Linked DNA regions of Homo sapiens: all the other regions are linked to region 4. The links are chromatin contacts, found by Hi-C or POLR2A ChIA-PET in ENCODE. All regions are on one chromosome and are shown on one strand. Each heading gives the region's core, a stretch centred on a gene start or an enhancer-like site at or near the end of the contact. The rest is flanking DNA. Distances are from core to core; before and after follow the strand shown. Region 1 holds the start of CDK19 (cyclin dependent kinase 19). Region 2 holds the start of AMD1 (adenosylmethionine decarboxylase 1). Region 3 holds the start of SERINC1 (serine incorporator 1). Region 4 holds the start of RWDD1 (RWD domain containing 1).

The links. A loop is a pair of places that touch in the nucleus more often than their neighbours do. ChIA-PET counts read pairs that join two places held with the same protein, here RNA polymerase II (POLR2A). Pooled maps may share reads with other maps.
Region 1: a map of B cell shows a loop between it and region 4 (26-fold over the local background). The contact joins the promoter of CDK19 here to the promoter of RWDD1 in region 4. A Hi-C loop is called at or near these places in 3 of 168 maps with a recorded cell type or tissue (B cell and CD8-positive, alpha-beta T cell) and 6 of 50 pooled maps. POLR2A ChIA-PET finds 5 or more read pairs at or near these places in 1 of 52 experiments (CD4-positive, alpha-beta T cell).
Region 2: a loop to region 4 is called in a map of naive thymus-derived CD4-positive, alpha-beta T cell, with 12 times the contacts of the local background. The contact joins the promoter of AMD1 here to the promoter of RWDD1 in region 4. A Hi-C loop is called at or near these places in 1 of 168 maps with a recorded cell type or tissue (naive thymus-derived CD4-positive, alpha-beta T cell) and 13 of 50 pooled maps. POLR2A ChIA-PET finds 5 or more read pairs at or near these places in 2 of 52 experiments (activated CD4-positive, alpha-beta T cell and activated T-cell).
Region 3: a map of CD8-positive, alpha-beta T cell shows a loop between it and region 4 (36-fold over the local background). The contact joins the promoter of SERINC1 here to the promoter of RWDD1 in region 4. A Hi-C loop is called at or near these places in 2 of 168 maps with a recorded cell type or tissue (CD4-positive, alpha-beta memory T cell and CD8-positive, alpha-beta T cell), 1 of 37 single-sample maps with no recorded cell type and 10 of 50 pooled maps. POLR2A ChIA-PET finds 5 or more read pairs at or near these places in 1 of 52 experiments (CD4-positive, alpha-beta T cell).

The regions. Positions count from the first base shown.
Region 1 is chr6:110,814,183-110,816,882 of GRCh38, forward strand. It overlaps CDK19 (cyclin dependent kinase 19), which reads right to left and starts at 1,287. Exons shown (of 13, transcript NM_015076.5): 1 at 827-1,287. The coding sequence starts at 954. It also overlaps a transcript of AMD1 not described here. RefSeq lists enhancers at 38-147, 382-934, 1,508-1,587 and a silencer at 558-867.
Region 2 is chr6:110,873,437-110,876,136 of GRCh38, forward strand. It overlaps AMD1 (adenosylmethionine decarboxylase 1), which reads left to right and starts at 1,349. Exons shown (of 9, transcript NM_001634.6): 1 at 1,349-1,779. The coding sequence starts at 1,670. RefSeq lists enhancers at 1,771-2,486, 2,487-2,700 and silencers at 1,924-2,173, 2,234-2,303, 2,334-2,523.
Region 3 is chr6:122,470,362-122,473,061 of GRCh38, forward strand. SERINC1 (serine incorporator 1) reads right to left here and starts at 1,446. Exons shown (of 10, transcript NM_020755.4): 1 at 1,338-1,446. The coding sequence starts at 1,376. It also overlaps a transcript of PKIB not described here. RefSeq lists enhancers at 1,096-1,495, 1,546-1,605.
Region 4 is chr6:116,570,063-116,572,762 of GRCh38, forward strand. It overlaps RWDD1 (RWD domain containing 1), which reads left to right and starts at 1,442. Exons shown (of 7, transcript NM_015952.4): 1 at 1,442-1,593. The coding sequence starts at 1,521. RefSeq lists enhancers at 837-1,016, 1,047-1,376, 1,597-1,696 and a silencer at 1,417-1,496.

The DNA.
Region 1 (2,700 bases), core at 37-2,536, 5.8 Mb before region 4:
TAGGTACTCCATAAGCCCCAGCCCACAGTCATCTGGCAGAGGATGGAGTGGAGGACATAATACCCAAGATACCCAAGGGGCTGCAAGGTAAAGGGTGGGTAGCAGAGAATTCAGCCAACTCTTAAGTTGCCGCTTGCGAAACGCAGCTAGCCCATCAGGTCTCCTTCGAAGGGGGAAGGTACGCAATTCAGAATGTGAGAATGAGAAACCCGGGACGCCGGGCATACAACAGGGATGGGAGGACTGCATAGAGAAGCCAACGGGCCGGCCAGCCCGAAGGGCGGAGATCGCTGCTGGGGGCGGCGGTGCCCAGCGGGTCAGAGCCGTGGGGCTGGCGAGGACCCCAGGCCGCGTTCGCCCGACAGGCTCCCCGGCGAGGTTTCAAACCGCCGCCCCCGCGAGGCGCTCAGCCGATTGGAAGTTCCACAACGACCGTCACTACCCAGGGCCGGAGCGGCAACTCCGCAGCGGAGCTCTGCCTGCCCGCTGCGTTCCCCCAAGAGACTAGACCCCACAAACTCCTCCTCCACCGCGGTCCCAACTCGAGTCCCCCCGCCGTCTCCGAGCACTCGGAGGGCGCCCCTCTGGGACGGGACCGACGCCTCGGACCGGGCTGCGCCGCGGGAGTTCGAGGTACGCGACGGGGCCGCGCGGGGGAGGCGGGCGGAACGGGCGCCCCTCGGAGTCGGTGTCCGGACGCAACCCCGCGACCCCCTCCGCCTCGCCCCTCGGGCACGGCCCGACTGGGATCCGACCCACCCATCCCGCCAGGTCGCGGGCAGGGCGAGGACCCGAGCGAGCCTACTCCTCCCGCCCCTGCTCTTACCCATCTTTCCGCCTCGCCTTGTAGACGTGACCGTAGGTGCCGCGTCCCACTTTGCACCCTTCGTACTCAAACAAATCCTCCACCCGCTCCCGCTCCGCCGCCAGCTTCGCCTTGAAATCATAATCCATTGTCTGCTTCCCCCATAGAGGCACGGGACGCGGGGGCCGCCGCCGCTCAGTCCCTCCTCCTCCTCCCCCCGCGACCGCCGCTCCACTTCTCCAACAGCCGCCTCTCGCGCGCGCGCGCGCGCCGCCCGCCGCCCGCCGCTCCGCGGTCCGCCTTCAGCAAGGGACTCCTCGGCGGCCACAGCAGCCACCTCCTCCACCTCTTCCTCCTCCTCCTCCGCGACGGCGGCGGCGGCTCCCGCAGGCACCCCCAGTCCCGCCTCCCTCCTTCATTTCCTTGTTTTGGAACCTGGTGGGCCGCGCCGTGGCTTCCTCGAGCTCATTAGCGAACTCACTGGCCCGCCCCATGGTCGCGGAGGCTCCTGGGAAATGAAGTCGCGAAGGCCTCAGCGGCCTGGGCGGTTTTGCCGGCGTAAGAAATACAGCTCCCAGGTTACCTCGGGCCACCACAGCCTCGCCCCCACAAAGCATGCGCGCCTGCGTACCAGGGCCGCCCCTCCCCCTCAGGTAGCGCACGGCTCCCGGTTCCTGTGAAGGTAGAAAGCTCGAAGTTCCAGTGTGCTTTCTGCGGTTCTCGGGGAGACACTGGAAAGAAGTGCCTTACTCTAGTGGGAAGGGGATACTTCACTGTAACTAGCCCCACGCAGAGAGTATGGAAAGCATTAAATCAGCACCTTGCTGAAGGGTTGGCTGCAGTGACTCGGGAGGCGAGGGCTGGTGAGGACAGTTGTACCGCAGCTTGTTTCTTTTCTAGGGCAGTGGGTCCGCCTATTGCCCCGCCCCCCGTCCCGCTGCTCATTGGCGGGGGCTGGAGAATGACGTCCTCGTTGGTGCGTGGGTATCCCCAGGCTTTGGCTTCTTTCCCGCTCTTGATTGGTGATTGGATGTGCTCGGTTCTTCCTGATAGGTTGATCTTTTTTCTTTACGATGCAAAAACCGTATTTCAAAAACTGAACCTTCAGCAGTTTCCTAGAGCCTGCCTTGGCCAGAGGAGAACATGCAACTTCTGAGCCCCAGCAGCCAATCATCATTTTCTTGGCGCTGTAGTCAGCTTTCTCTTAGCATATGCGGTTCCCATAACCAGGCTTTGGCCATCTGTCTAAGGACAATTAAAAGTGCCTGGAGGAAGCCGCGTTTACGATCCTTTGGGTTGAATTGTAAAGGATTTTTTATGGTCTATGCATGATGTGAGGTTCTAGAATGTTTAAGAAAGCCCCTTTAGTTAGGGTGAACGTTGATTGATTTCATTGTGTTGGGGCTCAGGACACACTACCCCAAATTATAACTGAAGGAGTCCAGAATATGCCACCCCAAAATACGCCACTCTGGCATATTGATGTCTTTTAGCAAAATAAATTAAGATCCAGCCAACACAGGAAAATGCTTCACTTATCCCACTACTGCCTAAAATAAAGAATAACTCTTCCTTTGTAAAGAGAAATTTACATTTCTAAAGGAAATTTTCGTAATTAAAGGAATCTTACCAGAAAGAGAGCTGCTGCTAGTCAACTTGTATCATCTGAGATACTTTTATCTGCATAAAAGTCAACCTTTATTCACCTTAGACATTTTTTCCTCTTATCCTCTCTTAACTTGTCTCCACCACTCCTGGAAGCCCCAAACCCCACTTTTGTTTTGAAGAGACTGGCCTTGCTGTGTTGCCCAGGCTGGCGTCCAACTCCTGAGCTCAAGGATCCTCCTGCCTCAGACTCCTGAGTAGCTGGGATTACAGGTCCGTGCCACCATGCC
Region 2 (2,700 bases), core at 99-2,598, 5.7 Mb before region 4:
AGACACGTGAACCACGTTCTTGTAAGACAAGAGCTATTCTACAGGGTATCTAGAGTGCAAACCCAAACCATGTCTTTTTCAGTGGATTTTTCATGTTGACATCATCTTATTTCACTTTGGGGAAAGTTTTTTTCTAAGGATGATAGCGAAAAGTCCTTTTGTCTTGTGACAATAGCAATTTTTATGTCAGCTTGGGTTTTTTTCCTCCCATATTCCCAAGTAAAAGTAATAACTTTGTTACCAGTTTTGCCATCTGAGGTTAAACTGTTTGACCATGGCTTGACGACTATTTTATACTTAACACTTATAAAATATTAGACTGATAGTTATTTAAGTTACCACCAGTGATAGCTCTGGAATCCCTGTTTTATTAATTTCCAGGTAAATCCTTCTTAAGCACATGGGAAGATAGCACTGTAAATTTTGGGGGGTAAGGAGAACCTCCATCAATTAATACATCAGCTTGATAAAATTCAAAGAAAAACATGATCAAATAAGTTCAGATTATATTTAACACATTCAGTTTCTAGAAGTAGTTTTGCTGAATAAATTCCCACCAGTTGAGCTAATGGAGCAACGGAGCTGCCAGTGCTTCCCGGAGGCTGCTGTGCTCAGCCAATTCGGAGGCATGGCGAGCCACACGGTGGGAGGTGGGTAAAGCCGGGGCCCTCCAAGGCTGGGCGCCACGTTGCTTTTCTCTTCTGAAATAGGAAGACAATGCTTCTGGCTATTGTATAAACCAGCCGAGGACTGCTTTCATTCGCACATCAGCCAAGGCGTGAGCAGAATTAAAGCGCCTTCTAATTCGACCCCTGGCAACGTGCGCGTCACGGACAAATGTTTAGTTTTAACGCCTGGCTGCGTTCGCCTTGGGAAAACACACTTTTAAGAATGGCCAAGTACCTCAGCAGTCGCGGTGAACTGCACAAGATCAAAACCACCACGCCAACCCAGCGCTGGCCACCGTCCCCGCTGAACCCCGCCAACACCCCTAAGGACCCACCCATGTTTTCTGCTAATCATTTTTTTTTTCTAAACAGCTCTGCACAGCCTTTCCTCATTCCGTTCCCGCTCTCCCCACCCACTCTGCGTTCGATCCGAGGTTTCTAGTCCCCAGCTGGACATCACAGCACCAACTCCCACTCAGGAGCCGGCCAGAGCCCGAGCCGCAGCGCAGTGGGCAGCTCCCCGCGCTCTCCGCCAGGCCCTCGGCCAGCCAGCCGCCACTCGGCCGCGAGTGATTGACAGGCGGCAGCAGCTATAGGCCGTGGAGGTGGGACGATGCGTCACTTCCTGGTCTTTTGGGGGGAGCCGGGATATATAAGGGCGGTGCTCACGCAGCGCTCTCGCTTACACAGTATGGCCGGCGACATTAGCTAGCGCTCGCTCTACTCTCTCTAACGGGAAAGCAGCGGAATACAAGAGACTGAACTGTATCTGCCTCTATTTCCAAAAGACTCACGTTCAACTTTCGCTCACACAAAGCCGGGAAAATTTTATTAGTCCTTTTTTTAAAAAAAGTTAATATAAAATTATAGCAAAAAAAAAAAGGAACCTGAACTTTAGTAACACAGCTGGAACAATCCGCAGCGGCGGCGGCAGCGGCGGGAGAAGAGGTTTAATTTAGTTGATTTTCTGTGGTTGTTGGTTGTTCGCTAGTCTCACGGTGATGGAAGCTGCACATTTTTTCGAAGGGACCGAGAAGCTGCTGGAGGTTTGGTTCTCCCGGCAGCAGCCCGACGCAAACCAAGGATCTGGGGATCTTCGCACTATCCCAAGGTGGGTCCCCGGGGCGCTCGCTGACATCCGGGCCTGGGGGCTGTCGCCGCCGCCGAGGCACCAGCCACGGGTGGAGCCCGAGTTCCCTCAGCTTTCAGTTGGGGGCAAGTCTGCGGCCTGGGGTCGCTTCGGCGGCCTTGGAAGGTGCGCGGTTTGGGGGAGAGCGGCCATGTCCACGCGGGCCGGAGCCGGCTTCTCCCGCCGTGGTTGCCGCGCCTGGCATTGCCCTGGGGGAGGGGAGGAGGCCGGCGCGGCCGCGTGCTCAGGTAACGTCCCGCGCTGGGCGGCGGGCGGCGCGGCCCGGGGTGGTTTTGCGGCCCGCGCCTCCCGACATTTCCCTCCGTAGTAGTTGGCGGCAGGGGCCCCAGGTGGGGGTCGGGGGCGCCTGCGCGGGTTGCCTCCGGCAGGTGTGGCTCGGCGGGCTTAGTCAGGCGCTAATTCGGGCGTGCCGGCTTCGGGGAATGGAGGGCGGGAGCGGCGCTTGTTCTTGCCTCGGGCGCGGATAGGAGGGGCCCTCCCGGCCTTGTCTGAGGGGCTGGCGAAGAGGCCTCCCACCCGCGGCGGCCGCGGGCAGCATGTGGCGTTCGGGCGGCGGGGATTGGGCGGGAGCAGTTATGTCGCAGTGGCGGGGCCCCACCGCTCCCCTAACATGCTCTGCGCCAGAGCCTTTTCGGGGCGGCTGGGCAGACGGCGCAGTCCCCGGGGCCGCCCTCGACACGGCCGCTGAGGCCGCTGGGGGCTGCTCCCCAATCTCTTGACCTTGGGTTGTGTAACCTGCTACGGAGCCGGCGGAGCGGGGCGGGAGAGGTGCGGGTGGAGGGAGGCCCGCCTGCCCCAGGACATAATGCCTCTAATGCCTTAAGCTTGAGCAAAGGAATCTGGGGCCCACTCCCACTGCGGGCCGTCACGCGAGAGATACTT
Region 3 (2,700 bases), core at 196-2,695, 5.9 Mb after region 4:
AATCTCTATTATATACAAAAAACTACAGCACGCCCACTTCATAACTGGACAAGATACGACATTACAAATTGAATTGCATAACATCTTCCAATAAAAAACCGATGAAAACAATCTTATATGATAATCAATTATCAGTTTTCAAAACTGTTTATCACACTAAATATGCCTCTTTTGTATAAAAGTCAATAATTAAACTCTCTAATATCTTGAGATAAAATATTCCAGGCTTCCGTGCAAGAAGAAATACCATATAATCAAAAGAACAGACTGGCTGGAGTAACAATCCCCACATTATTATTTGATTAAAATTCAACATTTTTAGTTCAAGACATATCAAAACCTTTAAGAGTATATATAACGGAATCATTTGGGAAGTCAGAAAAGCAATTGTTAGAAACAGAATTAACAAATTCCAGACTAAAGAAAAGTGATTTGAGTCCAAATACCTCGCCTAAAATTACAAATATCTTTATTAACTGCACTGCCAATGTTTTGCCTACTATTTTGGAGGGGGCAGAGATTATCTTAAATAAACTGAAATTTGTGCCACACGGACCAAAGTCTTGCCACTATACTGAAAATAGTTTTACTCTAACAACTCTTTAATGAAAATGCAATGTACAGCTAATTAAGCATGAAATTTCAGATGACACACGCATGTTTTGTGCCTAAAGACAAAATTGTCATTAGGCACAAGGCATGCGTGTGTCATCTGAAATTTCAATTTTAAGTTGAAATCTGAAATTGACACTTCAAACAGTTACGGCAGAGCTATGACTATTTGTTTCAAAAACAATATTACTACATTAGCATTACTGCCAGGCGGTTCCAAATGACGACAGGCACTTTTTAATCATAATCTGCGCCACTGAACAAAGAGGGCGACATGAATCCAGGAACGACAGTGCGGCAGTCTGAGGTCGCCAGGAAAGAGATGACAACAGAGTGGGTACCCCACCGAAGGAAAGGGGCAAAGACCTTTGTAGAGATGGCCTGCGCAGATACAAACAAAACCACGAAAAGGGACCTCAAAGAATGGGAGACAGCGTTCACGAAGCAGGGGTGGGGGAGGGGCCCTATTCTAGTTCTCTTCCTCAATTTGAGTCATCTTCCCATCGCCACTAAACCTTACGGCCAGTGATCAGTTCTTCGCAAGACCCAAAGCTCTGAAGCTGAGTCTGAGTGACGAGAGGAGACGGGAAGAAAACGGGGACAGAGAGGGCACTCCCTGTTGGGTGGGGCACCACATTCCCGCCGGGCTCACCCAGCCCCGGCTCGGATCGCCTTCTCTTTGGTCTCTCACACTAGCACCCCAGAGGCCGCAAAAAGCACCTTACCCAGCTCGCCATGGAGCACAGCCCCAGGACGCTCCCCATCTCCACAACGTCACAAGAGCAGCGGATACAGACAAGATGGAGACAGCTTCTTTCTCGCCTTTCCGAGATTATTTACTATCTGCGAGACACTTCCGGACGCACAGCGCAACCCGCCCCTCAGCCTCGCGTCACTTCCTTCCAGGCCTGGGTAGGATAAAACACGGAGCGCGCAGCGCTGAGACTGCGCATGCGCGTCACTAGACGACACGGCTGTCTTCTTTCCTGGAGAATTTCTCAAGGACTGCTGGCTGGAAACTTAACGGCTAATGTGGATCTGACCGTAGTTTGCCAAATTAAGAAAACGGTGTGAGCAAAACCCACCTTTACCTACCATGCACTTGCATTTGGGCATTAGTAGAGAACAGAGCTGAGGTGGTGGTTGACGTTTTGCCCTCCTTCATCTGAGGAACCTCTCTGCTTTTTAGGGGATTGCTTCCTCTTTCTCAGTCTTTGTCCGTCCTAACTCCACTTATTTCCCATTTTTCCCACGTTTGCATCCTGTTTTGCTCTTGCGTTTGCAACGTATTCCTGCAGCCCGCTGCCCGGAACAAGTTTTATTGGGATATTTATATTCATCTGTGTGCTTCAGTTTCTCTGTATCATTTCTGTTTGCTATTGACTTATATTTTAATTTCTTATGCTATTAAGATGTTACAAGAAATTTGCACGTTAAAATTATTTTTAATTAGTTAGATAAGACATTATCAAACTCAAACATTGATTTCGAATGTCATGAGCTGTTGAGGCATGTGGAACCCTTGCATATTAGGTGATGATGCACATCTGCAGGGAATGCATTCCTATAAAAGTTCCAGTTATTTTTTTAGAGTTATTTGTTCTTGAAAATATTCTGGGAAACAGCTCAAACTTGAAATAGTCATTCCCATAACTAATAATAAGAAAGTGTTGTAAAATCTACAAAAATTGCATGGGTCGAGGTGGGGTAAACACCTAAGAATCTGGAAGAATGTCAGAATCCCTACTCCTAGTTATTGTAACCACTAAGGGACAATCTTGCTTTATTCTTCTTTGCCTTATCTGTGGTTTTGTAGACCACTCTTAAAGCAAAGTATTATAATAGAGCATCCATAAGGTTTAAAGAATTGTGGAAATGCTTGTAATCCCAGAACTTTGGGAGGCTGAGGCAGGCGGGTCACAAGGCCAGGAGTTCAAGACCAGCCTGGCCAGCATGGTGAAACCCCATCTCTACTAAAAATACAAAAAATTAGCCGGGCATGGTGGCACGCGCATGTAATCCCAGCTACTCGGGAGGCGAGGCAGGAGAACTGCTTGAACCCGGGAGGCAGAGGTTGCAGTGAGCCGA
Region 4 (2,700 bases), core at 192-2,691:
GCGATCCAAAAAAAATGAGCAACTTATACTTGCAAAGTTACTTTATGTATTTTATTTGATTGTCATCATAGTTAGGAGACTCCACTTTTTCATTAAAGTTTAAAAGAACGCCTGAAATCAACCCTTAATACCGTAAACACGGAATCAGTATCAAAGTGTTCCTCTGCTATAGGTAAGCAGCACTCCTCAATAAAAGATCAAGGTGCCTTCTGGTGCTTCAGGGGCTTCATCATTAGGAATCTTTCATTTAAAAAGTGTTCCTCCCACTATACCAGTGAAACCAGCTTTAATACAGAGAAATCAAAACAAAGAAAAATACAGAAAAGTGGGCAACAGCTTTTGAGTATTTTCTTAAAATTTTCCATTTTTCGACTTAGCGCAATAATATAATAAAGGAACATGGGATCCTTTATTATTGTTACCATAGTTTTTAATATCATTTTCATAAAGCTAACCATGTTTATTTAGCCATTTTCTTAGCTTTTGCCATCATGGTTCTTTGAAAATTTTCTTTGTAATTGCTGCAATGATTTTGGAGATCACAGATGCATGCTACTTGCTCAAGTTTATTCTTGGAAGTCGTATTACCAAATTAAAGGTTCTCAACATTTCTCGGGGTACTGCAATTTTTACATTGCATATGATAATTGTTATTACTGAGATCTACATTCCTTTCATCAATTCACAAATACACAATCACAGACATCTTGAGATCTATCATACGTCCAGCTGCGTTCATTTCACAAAATCAGAAGTTAAGCCTAAAGATCTGAACCGAGAAGCCGGACCTCCGGTCTATTTCTCCCTCCTGGATCCACCCCGACTTATTAAGCAGTTAGACCGACCCTTCCATACTCATTCAAGGCAGTGCAGAGCTTTTGCTCCCCTGCCCAGTGGAATCTACACTGGTCCCAGCCTCTCGTCCAACTCCCGTAGGACGCCAAGCAATACGGAGTTCGAGAAGCTCAGAAATCTCCTGAGCCCCACCAGTCCACACTAGGTTGCAAGCCCGCAGCACCTACGCCACGGCGTCAAACCGGAAACCAGAAAAGGTGAAGGCATCGGACGCCCCTCGCCCCAGCCCGGCCACCAGCGACACTATCCTTCACTGACGCGCGATGCCGGCCTTTCAGCCCAGACTCATCGAGCGAGGATGCAGCGCTGAGAGGCTTCTAAGGCTCAGGCCCTGCAAAGCCCAGGAGCCGGCTGTAGGTGTCCTTGGCGAATGCCAGACCGCGCGCACCGTCCCAGCAAGTCCCGAGCGAGTGTGGGACAGGCAGCAAATCAGTGCCCCCTGGCCAGGCAGAACGAGTCGAACGTGGAAGTAGGGAGCAGGCGGAGGCCGGCGCGGAGCTGCAGTTAAGCAAGCCGGGTCTGGCTTTGGGCCCTGGGCCTTCCAGCCGGGGACTCTGCGCCTGCGCCCGCCTGGCCGCCGCCCGCTCTCCCGGCGCGGCAGCTGTCTGGGCTGCTGCGCGCCGCCTAGGTGTCTGGGCGATCTATGGGCAAGAGCAAGGGCCACGATGACAGATTACGGCGAGGAGCAGCGCAACGAGCTGGAGGCCCTGGAGTCCATCTACCCTGACTCCTTCACAGGTGACTCCCGCGGCCGCAAGCCTGTAGCCGCCCCGAGGTGGAGTAGGACGGGCAGGAGCTGCCGCAGCTCTGGGCCTCATAGGTTGGGGTGGAGAAGGGGACCTTGAGGCCGCGCGGCCACCTTGCCCTCCACTCCTCAAGTTCTTCAGTCACTTACCAGCAACCCAGTGACTTTTTCTCCTTCTCTGCTTGTTCCCGGAAATCTAAAAGTCCGGGTGATGTTGGAGGGTGTCAGGCCTGAAAATTGAGTCGGGATTACTTTGGTTTCTGTGTAACCTACAGCAACCTGAGATTTATAATACATTAAGAGAAAAAATACTCCAAGTGCGATTCGTTTTTCCACAGCCGCAAGAATGTTAGTTTTCACATTTTTAGCTTTATTAAGGTAGAAACTGTTTTTCATACGATGCTGTTTTAGTTTATAGGATTCAGAGTGCTGTTTTCAGTTACTCAAATCGGTTTTGAGAGTAGCATAGTCCCTGAAGTCTGTCGGGTTTCTTTTCTTATGAAAAAAAAAAAAATCTGGCATTCAGCAGAATGCCTAATGGATAATGTGGCCCAAATTTCCGTTCTGCTATAAATTCATAGGTTGTTAGATTGGAAGGGAGATTAAACATCATCTATCCTGGGGCTCCTGCTCCAAGCCAAGGTCATGGGGGTTCAGGAAAGCTAAGTGGCTTGCTCTGTACTGTCCGCCAGCGAGTTAGCGGCAGGGCTGGTACTGAGTTATACGTCCAGAACGCTTGCCTGTTCTTTCACTTTCCAGACATATGGGACTTGGGATTCAGCTCCAGCTGAGATTGAGAGAGCAGAAGATTACTTGGTAGGTTGGGCTAATGTAAAATATTATAATGAGAAGTTCATTAGGTATAATTTAGAGGACGAGATTTCTCTATTAAGCCATGCTTCGGATGATTATAAAAATGCTACATAACTATATCAATATGGCTCCTCTGAGATTTGAGAAGCGGTCAAATAAAGCCAATATGAGTGAGTAGAACCTAGGTGTGTGCATTTACATTCCCCATCCTTTCCTTTGAGTGTTGCCTATCGTTGATAGTCAGAATTTATAGTGTAAGGTATATTACTTTAACTTATAAATTCCAA